Linked DNA regions of Homo sapiens: region 1 is linked to region 2. The links are chromatin loops, found by intact Hi-C in ENCODE. Cell type or tissue: breast epithelium. All regions are shown on one strand. Region 1 overlaps SAXO1 (stabilizer of axonemal microtubules 1). Region 2 has its middle 110 kb from the start of SAXO1.

What was found. Peaks named below come from ENCODE experiments on the same cell type or tissue, not always from the same donor. Only the 100,000 strongest peaks of a DNase experiment are listed, where the experiment ranks them.
Region 1: a loop joins it to region 2, with 19 times the contacts of the local background. A loop is called at or near these places in 4 of 110 quality-filtered maps.

The regions. Positions count from the first base shown.
Region 1 is chr9:18,974,892-18,979,891 of GRCh38, forward strand. All of the region lies in intron 1 of SAXO1 (stabilizer of axonemal microtubules 1), which reads right to left. Among named protein-coding and RNA genes, the nearest start is that of SAXO1, 56 kb to the right of the region's middle. In breast epithelium, no CTCF peak of the experiment used is centred here; no DNase peak of the experiment used is centred here; H3K4me3 peaks cover 642 bases; H3K27ac peaks cover 926 bases.
Region 2 is chr9:18,916,705-18,921,704 of GRCh38, forward strand. No RefSeq gene overlaps it. Among named protein-coding and RNA genes, the nearest start is that of SAXO1, 110 kb to the right of the region's middle. In breast epithelium, no CTCF peak of the experiment used is centred here; no DNase peak of the experiment used is centred here.

The DNA of each region.
Region 1 (5,000 bases), 58 kb after region 2:
AAACAGGATATTGGTATAATATCAGAATCTCCATCATAATCAAATACAAAGGGAACATGGTGACTTTACAGTGGAGAAATCTGGCAGACTCTCAACCTTGACCATATGATCAAGGTTAGCATCATCATGACTGTGTAGGGTATGGCTAAGGGGCAAGAAGGTGGGGAGGCTTCAAAGGCGGTAATACTTGAATCAGGTGTTGAAGGATGAGGCAGCTATGGAGAAATAAGAGGCAAGAGATTTCCAGGGGAAGTTGGGCAGATGCAAAGCCATGCTGGAGTGACAGCATGAGTGCTGGGGAAGCAAGGAGGCTGCAGGCTGGGGAAGCAGGGAGAGTGCAGGCTGGGGAAGCAGGGAGAGTGCAGGCTGGGGAAGGATAAATGGTTCTGGACAGGCAGACAGAAACCAGATCAAGAAGAGTCTTATGGACCATGCTTAGAAGTTCAGACCTTGCCCTCTTAGGGACGATGTGGCACACCTGCTGCTACTACCGCTCTGCACATATGTCAGACATGTCTAATCACAGCACTTTATGCACTTCAGAGCACACCCATTTCAGACAGCCCTGCCAATTGGCACCTGAAATGGAATCATTTGCCCTCCCTACTCTAGGCAATGAGAAGGTTTAGAGGATTTTTAACAGGTGGCAGTTATGATTTGCACTTGTGTAACAAAGCTAGACCCTGATATCAGTGTCAATTGATCAAAGGATAAACTCCAGGCATAGTGACTAGTGAGAAGGCCTCTACAGCAGTCCTATGCATTGTATAAATGAGAGCGTACAAATTCATACACTATGTAAATGAGACCATACAAAGTCAGATTTGGTTCAAACCCCATGCTTTTCTCTAGCCATTGTCAGAGCACATATTATGGTGGAGTGAGCACGTAAAACATTCTTCGACCAAGAAAACCCAAGGCCCAGCAGAAGCTGAAAGTTGTGCTGAGCGAAAAGTGAGACCCAAAAGAAAGAACTACAGCTGAAGTGGAGCAGACAGACCAAGAGAGATGTAAGTTTCACTCACCCTTGAACTCCACGCAAACAGAATTACAAAGTAACTACAGCAGTACTTTAGCACCTCGGCACTACTAGACTACTTATCATTCCCTGCAATACTTAGGTGTTCACTGAAAAATTATCATCGAAAGGTAATCAGTCACAGTGCCTATGTCTTAGGAAAAAACATGATATTCCAATATTTAAGTTAAAACACATAGATGCACCCATGTGTGCACACATATGACATAATTAGGAAGCACTCTAAGCCAGGATATGGGCAAAAAATTATTTTCTTGGGTTTGAGGGGCAGCTGAGTACTGAGTAGAGTAGAAAGAACTGCATGGGACTGGGGTTCATCTCTTCTCTAGGGCTGAAAAACTTGAGGGCTGAAAAAGGTTGTCTTTTCTAACATAATAATGCTGACTCCTAACTTCCCTCTCAGAAGAAAATAGCAGAAAGATCAGGGAGAGAGCTCTTGCTACAAGCACAAACAAATCAGGCTAAATCCTTCTGCGTGTGGGTCTGTGAGGGTAGCAGCTCATGTTGTGGCCAGAAACTTGGTAATATGATTGAGAAAACTAAAAACACATTTTAAGTGAAGTCCTGGGGTGCACACAGCATTCTGCTTTAAGATGCTGACTGTTTTTGAAATAAAACTTTAAAACATGCCATAAAAAGCAACTATTCCTCTGGGGAAAGAGTGGCCTAAAGTGTCTTTGATTGTAACTATGGGAAAGACTTTCATCCGCACTCTTTACGAGGTTAATTGTAACTCTCCCCCAAGCTCAGGGACGCTTTCCTGAGTCTTGTGGTTGTAATCTTACACGTTGCGTGATAAACTTTCATTTTCCAACGAGGACATTCCAAAATGTTAAAAGTCATGGCTCCAAAAACAGTCAAATGAGTGAAAGCTGATAAGAAACTGGTTTAGCTAGTGCATACATGCACACGTGTGCACACAGCCTGCCGTCCTCCAGCTACACCAAGTGAAAGTCCTCAAGTTTCATCAGGAACGACCCCACAAAACCACAAACCAAAACAAATGTGAAGCACTTAGCACAATGCCTGGCTCACGGCTGTTATCATCATCATCTTATCCTTTTTCTTCATTATTGCTAATGGATTATAGCTCAGTATTTAGCTGTCACTGAAAGAGATTTATTCCATCCAATGAGGTCATCTTCGTGGACTATATAACCACTGAAACATCCCTATGGAATCCCGCTGTGGTTGCCTTCTCTTATAAACTGGCATGAGACAGTTATAATAAATTTGTTGCCTGTAACAGAAACTCCCACCATGCTGTTTTTCACAATTCTTTTACATACAAAACCTCAACTGAAAACTGTGGTTCATAGTTTCTTCTCAGATGCCAATAGGAATTAATCTGCCATACTTCAGTGTCTCCCTTATAGCAGGCTCACTAGTAATAATTTTATTACCATGTGTAGATCATTTACCACATGCTGGGCATACTGCTAATAGCTTTTGTGCTTATTAACTTATTTCATCTTCATTACAACCTCATCAGATGCTGCCGCTATTATTCTCATCTACATAGGAGGTGTCTAAGGCTTACAGAGGTTAAATCATCCAAGATCTTTCGTTCGGTGAGATATATAGCTGATAAGGGGTGGAATACAAATTTAAACTAAGTGTTTCTGAATCTAAAGTTCATGTTTGTTTTCCACTAGATTGTAATTACTAAATAAATGATTCTTAACTTGGGTTCCTTGAACTTCAGGGGACCCATGAGCCACTTGGAATTGTATGAAAATGGCATGTGTATATACACATTTTCCTCAAAGAAAGTCCACAACTGCCAGGCGTGGTGGCTCACGGCTGTAAATCCCAGCACTTTGAGATGCCAAGGCAGTGGATCACTTGAAGTTGGGAGCTCCACACCACTCTGGGCAACATGGCAAAACCCCGTCTCTACCAAAAAATACAAAAATTTACTTGGCATGATGGAGCGTGCCTGTAATGCCAGCTACTCGGGAGGGCTGAGGTGGGAGAATCACTTGAACCCGGGAGGCGGAGGTTGCAGTGGGCCTAGATCATGCCACTGCACTTCAGCCTGGGTAAGAGAATGAGACCCTGCCAAAAAAAAAAAAAAAAAAAAAAAAAAAAAAAGTCCAAAACGATTGTTCCAGAGTCGGGTGGAACTAGATCTTATCATTAAATTCTGTGTCACCATTCCCCTCATTGCCCCTAGCACTCAAAAGCAGTGCCTGGTCATGGTATGTACTCAACTACCAGCTCTCCAATTGACCAAATTCTCTTCTCAGGTCCTTTCTTGGATCCACCCCCAACCCCACAATGGAAATGCAATGAGAGTGATGAATTTTTTTCAAGGCCGCATTTTGAAGCCATGCATGTGTGAGAGCTCCTAGCACGCTTCCCAAAGCTCAACCTTTCACAGCCACTCACATTGTGAAACAGCAAACAGGACCCTGTCCTGCCTTCTCACCCCAGAAAACCAAACATCTGTTTGTTCTGGCCTGAAGAGCTCACCTGCTGGGGAGGAGATGCCCAGCTTGGAATAGCACAGCACATCTGGCCCTTCCTGCCTGAGCTCAAACTCCATTTTCAGGGTCAGCTGTCAAGTAATCTTCTGCTTTATAAACAATCTCACATTTTAATAAGAGCCATTGTGCAAGGTGAGCTTTTGAAATAAAGTTGGTTTTCAGTCTGCAGCTGCACTCGCAGATGCCCCACTTTCTAACTGAACCCTGAATAATGGCTGTGAAAATAATTGCCCGTTATTGCATTTTTGGCATGCCCACTGTGCACCAGGCACTGTTCTAGATGCATACATCCATCATCCCCAATTTGCAAAATAACTTAGGAAGATATTATCAACAGTTTGCAGATGGAGAACCTGAGTCCTGTCAGAGAAGCTAAATAATTTGCCCAAGAGCCAAGATCCAACCCCATGTTGAGCAGACACCAAAACCGTATCAATCCCCAACTCTTCATGGGCTCCCACTTTCTCATGGACCTGAAGTTACTCTCTTTTCAAAGAAAGTTTACTCCAGTTGAAAAATAAGAAAGACTCCAAGGCCTCAGCATCTTTGCAGCTGCAAAGGAATATTTCACAAGCCTCTACTAAAATGGGATAGCATCAAATTTTTGCTTTTACTCTTCACAAATAAAGGTAAGGAAACTTAGATTATATATGTTGAATCTATTCTAGTACCTCATTGAAAGCCATGTTTGAATGTCTACTATTCAATTATACACAGCAACTATAGGTCCAAAGCACTAGGCTAGACAATATGAAAAAACCCAAGATTGAGATAGACTTGCAGCCTCCCCTCACAAATAGATTTCCCAATTAACTGAGCAGATTATTATATAAATTGTTGAATATACTACTAAAACAAGAGGAAGAATTCCATAGCATGCTAAATGGACCTGAGAAGAAGGAAATAAAGACATACTTGTTTTCATGTGAGGGTAGAAAAATGTGTAATAAACTCAGCCTTTGTGAGGAAATTTCACCAGAGCTGAGAATGGGTCAGATTTTACACCTCAGTCATGACTGGACAATGGTGAATGGGGGTATCTGTGCAAAGAGAAGGATTTGAGCAAAGGCTCAGGGAGAAGGCAGGGGGCACGTGGTGGGACAGTCCAGAGCCTTTGGCCTGGGGATATGCATGAGGCTGAAAGTCACACCAGGAAGGGCTGACTCAGCTGTTGACTTCAGACTCTGGATTGGGAGTGATCTCATCAGCTCTATTTTCCAAGGAGATTATTCCAGCAAGAGTGTATGGGCTGAGAGGATAACAGCCTAGAATTGGAGGCAGCATAGTGGCCCACGCCTATAATCCCATCTACTAGGGAGACAGAGGCAGGAGGATCACTTGAGCCTAGATGTTTAAGGCTGCAGTGAGCTATGATTGTACCACTGCACTACAGCCTGGGCAAAAGAGAAAGACCTCATTTTTCTTTTTTTAAAAAGAGTCTAGAAGTGGAGAAACCAATGGCAGTTGTCTGG
Region 2 (5,000 bases):
ATCTTTATACCTTCCCACTGTAGTTAGGACTGAACTCCTTAAAATATCCTGAAGCACCTTACAACAGCCCAGCCTCATTTCTGGCCACTCTCTCTGGGTGGCTGGCCTCAGTTCCATGAAGGCCCCATTCTCCTTCCACTCTCCACCTTCTCATGAGCCATGGAATAGCAACCACCACACCCACAACCATCCACTCTTGTTAAATCAGGGCAGGGCAAATATGGAGGCTACAAAATCCATGTTACATAAAGTCTTTAAATATTGACCAATTATCCAATTCTTTTCCCCACCGCCTTGCAGCAAAGGCAGAGAGCTGGGCCCCTCCATCTTTGATAGCCTTTAGAGTTGGATGCTGCCTGAGATCCAGAGTCACCATCAAGGGTACAGAATCCTATCTTCACAAAGCTACCTGCCCCCCTCACCTCTCCTCCATTTCCCCATGGCACACTTCCAGGGCACACTAATTTCAGGGCCAGGTCTGGATTTGTGGTGGAAACATAAAATTATATTATTTATTGTATAATTATTTACAACCTCTCTTCTTCTAACTGATCTTTTGTCTTGCTGAAAAACTGATCTTTTGTTTTGCTGAAAAAATGATGGGTGGGAATACAAAAGAAAGTGACCAAGAGAAGACTAAATTGCATGACATGATAAAGGATGAAGAAATCCTAAGGGACAAGATCTGGCTAATTGGCTGGAGAGGCCTGGGATGAGGAGACACAGGAGAAAAGGGAAGGAAGGGAAAGAAAAGGGAGGCAGGTCACATTTCAGCTGATACTCACAATCTCAGGAAGCTATTCCCACTGCCTGAGCTAACTCCCATCCTCCCTTCTCCCTCAAAGCACACAGCACAGCTACTATTACTTATCCAACCCTGGTGCTGGTAACCTTGACTTTAGAAAACCCTTCCTCGAGGATGTCAGAAAAGACCCCTTTCTCCCTAAAGGCTGTGGGACAGAAAAGGGAAACAGAGGAAAGGCTTTCAGAAATCAAGGATGTTGCAATCACTTCTCAGGGACCATGGCAGGAAGCAGAAGTGCAAGACCTTCTTCACTGCAGGTTCTCCTCAAATCCCCACCATACCTCAATTCCCAGAAGCAGCTTGTAGCGATCCCACCCTCATCCTTCTCCATGGATGATAGTTCTGTCCTTTCAGTCACTTAAACCCAAAATTGTGGCATCGTGCTCAGTCCTCTTATTCCCAGCTCACATCCAATCAGCAACTTCATGTGGCCCGCCTTTGAAACACATGCAGAACGTGACACTTTTCTCATGGCCCCCACTTCTCCCCACCAGGTGTGAGCCTGCATTGCCTTCTATGGAATAAGCCTTCTACTAGGCCTTGCTTCTACCTGTGCTCCCCTACAGCTGGTGCTCCCCTACAGCATGTGCTCCCCTCCATAAGCAATCAGGGTGACCACAGTGATGATTTTCACAGACACCAGATCTTGGCACTTCTCAGGTCCAAGCTTGATGTTGGCACCCCTCAGAATATGAGCCAAATTCCTGGCAATAGCCTGTGAGGTGCTCACTGGCCTCCTCACTGCTCTCTGAACACAGCTAGACAGAAACATGCCCACCTTAGGGCCTGTGCTCTAGCTGCTCCCTGACAGACACTTGGCTCCTTCTCTCATCTCCTACTTCAGGCCTCACAAATCTCACCTTCTCAATGAGGCCCTTCCTGATTGCTCCATTAACTAAAACCTGTGCCTCCCAGAACCTGAGCCTCTTCATCCCAATGACCTTTTCCTTGTTGCCTTCTGACATATCAGATCATTAATATGCTTATTATTTAGTATGTGTTATTTTAATTATACATTATATAATTGCTCATTATTTATTATGCTTATTTATTATTAATGTTTATCTCCCCCTCACTAGACCATAAGCTCCACAAGAGCAGGATCTGAGTCTGCTCTGTTAACTGATGTAGGCCCAAACACCCAGAAGAGTGCATGGCACCCAATAGACGTTTTTGGAAAGAATGAATAGGTGTAAGTACATATATATGGATGGATAGGTGGATGGATGGGAGGGAGGGACGGAGGCAGGGACGGAGGGAGGGAGGGAGGGAGGGACGGAGGGAGGGAGGGACAGAGGGAGGAACGGAGGGATGTGGTCAATGCTATGACAAGGCATTCCATCCATCCTGATGACCAGAGCTAAGTCAGCTGCGAGGGTTTGTGGAGGAGGAAGTAGGCAGATCTATGAGGTGGCGGTTTACATGACAGGACATATGGAGGGAGAAGACAGGGTTCCTGAGTCCCCACCTACCACACAGGGAACTCACTGGACAAGTAGAGAAAATGAACGCCTGGAAGAAGCTGAAGACCACCTGGGGGCCATCTGGGCAGGCTCCCTGGGAGGTGCCCTGGGACAAGAGAATGTTAGAATGACTGACCCAGGACTCTGAAAGAGGGGCTGCACAGGGTGGGGAAGGGCACTGTGATAGTCTTAAGTCAGGCAGGTTCCCGGAGCCCACGGGAAACAAAAGTAGGAGTCTCATGGAATCTTCCTGAGCTTCTTAACCAAGAAGATAAATGCTTCCTAAATACCATCGTTTGGGGTTTTATAAGACAGACTCCAAGATGTGACTATGTGTTACCAAATCACAAGACAAAAATATGTTTTTCCTTGGTGTATCCAAAGGAATTGTTTTCTAGAGTGAAGAGAATCCAACCTAAAGTGATTAACTGTTTCAAACCAAGAACTTAAACACTGAATGATCTCTTCAAATAACCTTCAACTCCTGGCTGTAATCATTCCTTTTTACAGATTAGTCTTATAAATAAACATCGTGTAAAAAACCCCCATTGGAATCTAATCAACATTTTTGTATCTGTGTTCCCAGAAGCAATTATTGAATAGATCTGGATGCTAACTCTATATTAGGTACAGTGGAAGATCATACACAAACACACACACACACACACACACACACACACACACACACGGTTACTGTTCCTAAAGTTTTTTCAACCTATTTCTTAGGTCATACACCTGTAAACTGCATGCCCCTTTAAAAGTATTCCAAAATTCATTCTTTTCTCTCAATCTGAATGAAGAGATTATTCTTGCATCTCTCTAGCGCTCCCCTTCTTCCAAGGTACCGTTCAAAAACTACTGTCCACAAGGTTTGTTTTACAAACCTCATTTCCTCTAATCCCCTGAGCAATCCTGTGAGGACTTTGCCAAGTTGTATGACCTCTCTGAGCCTCAGTTGCCTGCCTGGAAAGGCAGGAATAACAACAGAGAGGGGTTGCGTGGATTGAATGAGATGGGATGTGCTGGTGCTTTTAGAACTCGAAGGGGCTTTACGCAAGTGATACTCGCATGAGTCCATTGTCCATCATAAATGAATTTTCCCAGGCCCTCTGTGTCCTGCATTTTGGCTGTACCATAACCTCTCATTTATCAAGAAGCCAAATGATCTAAACTGTCAACAACCAGGATATTTTAACACTCAGAGCTGACCCTGAGAAGCTACAGGATCCAATGAGATTTCTGAATCATAAAAGATAGATTGAACTACGTGTCTGCATGGCATGTGTATTTTATTGTATTCTAAACTTATTTGAAAAATTTATGATGAGTACTTGGCAGTACTTCTCCATGTGTGTTCCAACAGGTTTTACACAATAAAAGGGCTCTCTCGTCAGAGCTGAAAAATGTTGCTTCCTCCTGCTCAATGTTCATCCCTCCCTTCCCTGGAAACTACACCTCAGTTTTCCTTTGGGGACCCACCCCACCCCTTCAGCCCTCATGCAGTTCATGTAGTTCACACGAGATTGACCCCACACATACACACTGCTCCGTCCAGGGGTGGACCCCAATTCAAGCCTGGATGATTAGTATCTTCTATTGCTACAATGATCAGCTCAGGGATCAGCATAAAACTCAAGCCCAGCAAGACTCAATTCAGGTACTTTTACTGGAACCACTGGGAAGCAAAGGCCCTTTTCTCTCCATTGGGATTACTAGCTAAAAGGATGTTGTAAGGCCTATGTAAGAGGGCATTGTAGAAGAAAACAAAGCCAAAAGGTGAAGACCAAGACCTCACTGTATCCCTGACACCCCTGGTTCCAGCTATGCCTAAAGTCAACAGAGAAAGCCCTAGACTGTTCAACTGCCTGAACCAATAAATCCTCTTTTTTGCTTAAGCACTTGTAATTGCAAGAATGCTGATTCATACACTGGGTTATACAAAGTTAAACAAGGTTTCTTTACTATAGGGCTTCACAGAGCCTTCAAAATATTAACATGCATTATGAATCTCCAACAGGGAGATATAATATACAGCACTACTCAAACTTATGTGTCCAGTGAATTTTTTTTGTAAGACCATATCATAAGGCTTGTATTCCATAGAAAACACCTTGGGAAAGGCTAATACATATTACCTATAGGTTAACCGAATATTAAAATACTACAAATCCCTATTCCCTTATTATTCTGGATAAATGAGACAAATGGGAATTCATTTATCCAACACTGTTGATGCATTTTTCCAGACTTTAAAAATGTATGTATATAATTTTTTATTCTTTTTTACTAAATTGGGGTCATAAGCACAAACCATGGTATATTTTTCCAGACTTAATAAAACATGTGTGTATATACAGTCTTTTTTTTATTATTATACTGGGGTCATAATTCCTGAGCTGCTATACTTTTGAGTTCTGCATTTTAAAATATTTTGGGCCTCTAGTCTCACTGCCAAGCTATCAGCTGTCACTTTGCTTTGTTTAAATGTGTCTACCTCTAGCAGCAACCTCTAGTGCTCTGCTGTGAGCTAGTAAACAAAATGAAAGAAACTCAATGGAATTGTGTGTTTAAAAAACAAAAGTCGGGGACGGGGGCAGTGTGCTGAGAGTAAGAGCCAGGGTAGGGGTATGCACTGAGTAGAGTACCTAAGTTTCTGTACGTGAAATCTCTGTCGATGTGTCGATGATTTTGGCAATTTAAAAGTCACTTATTTCCAGGTTCCTGCCTTGGTT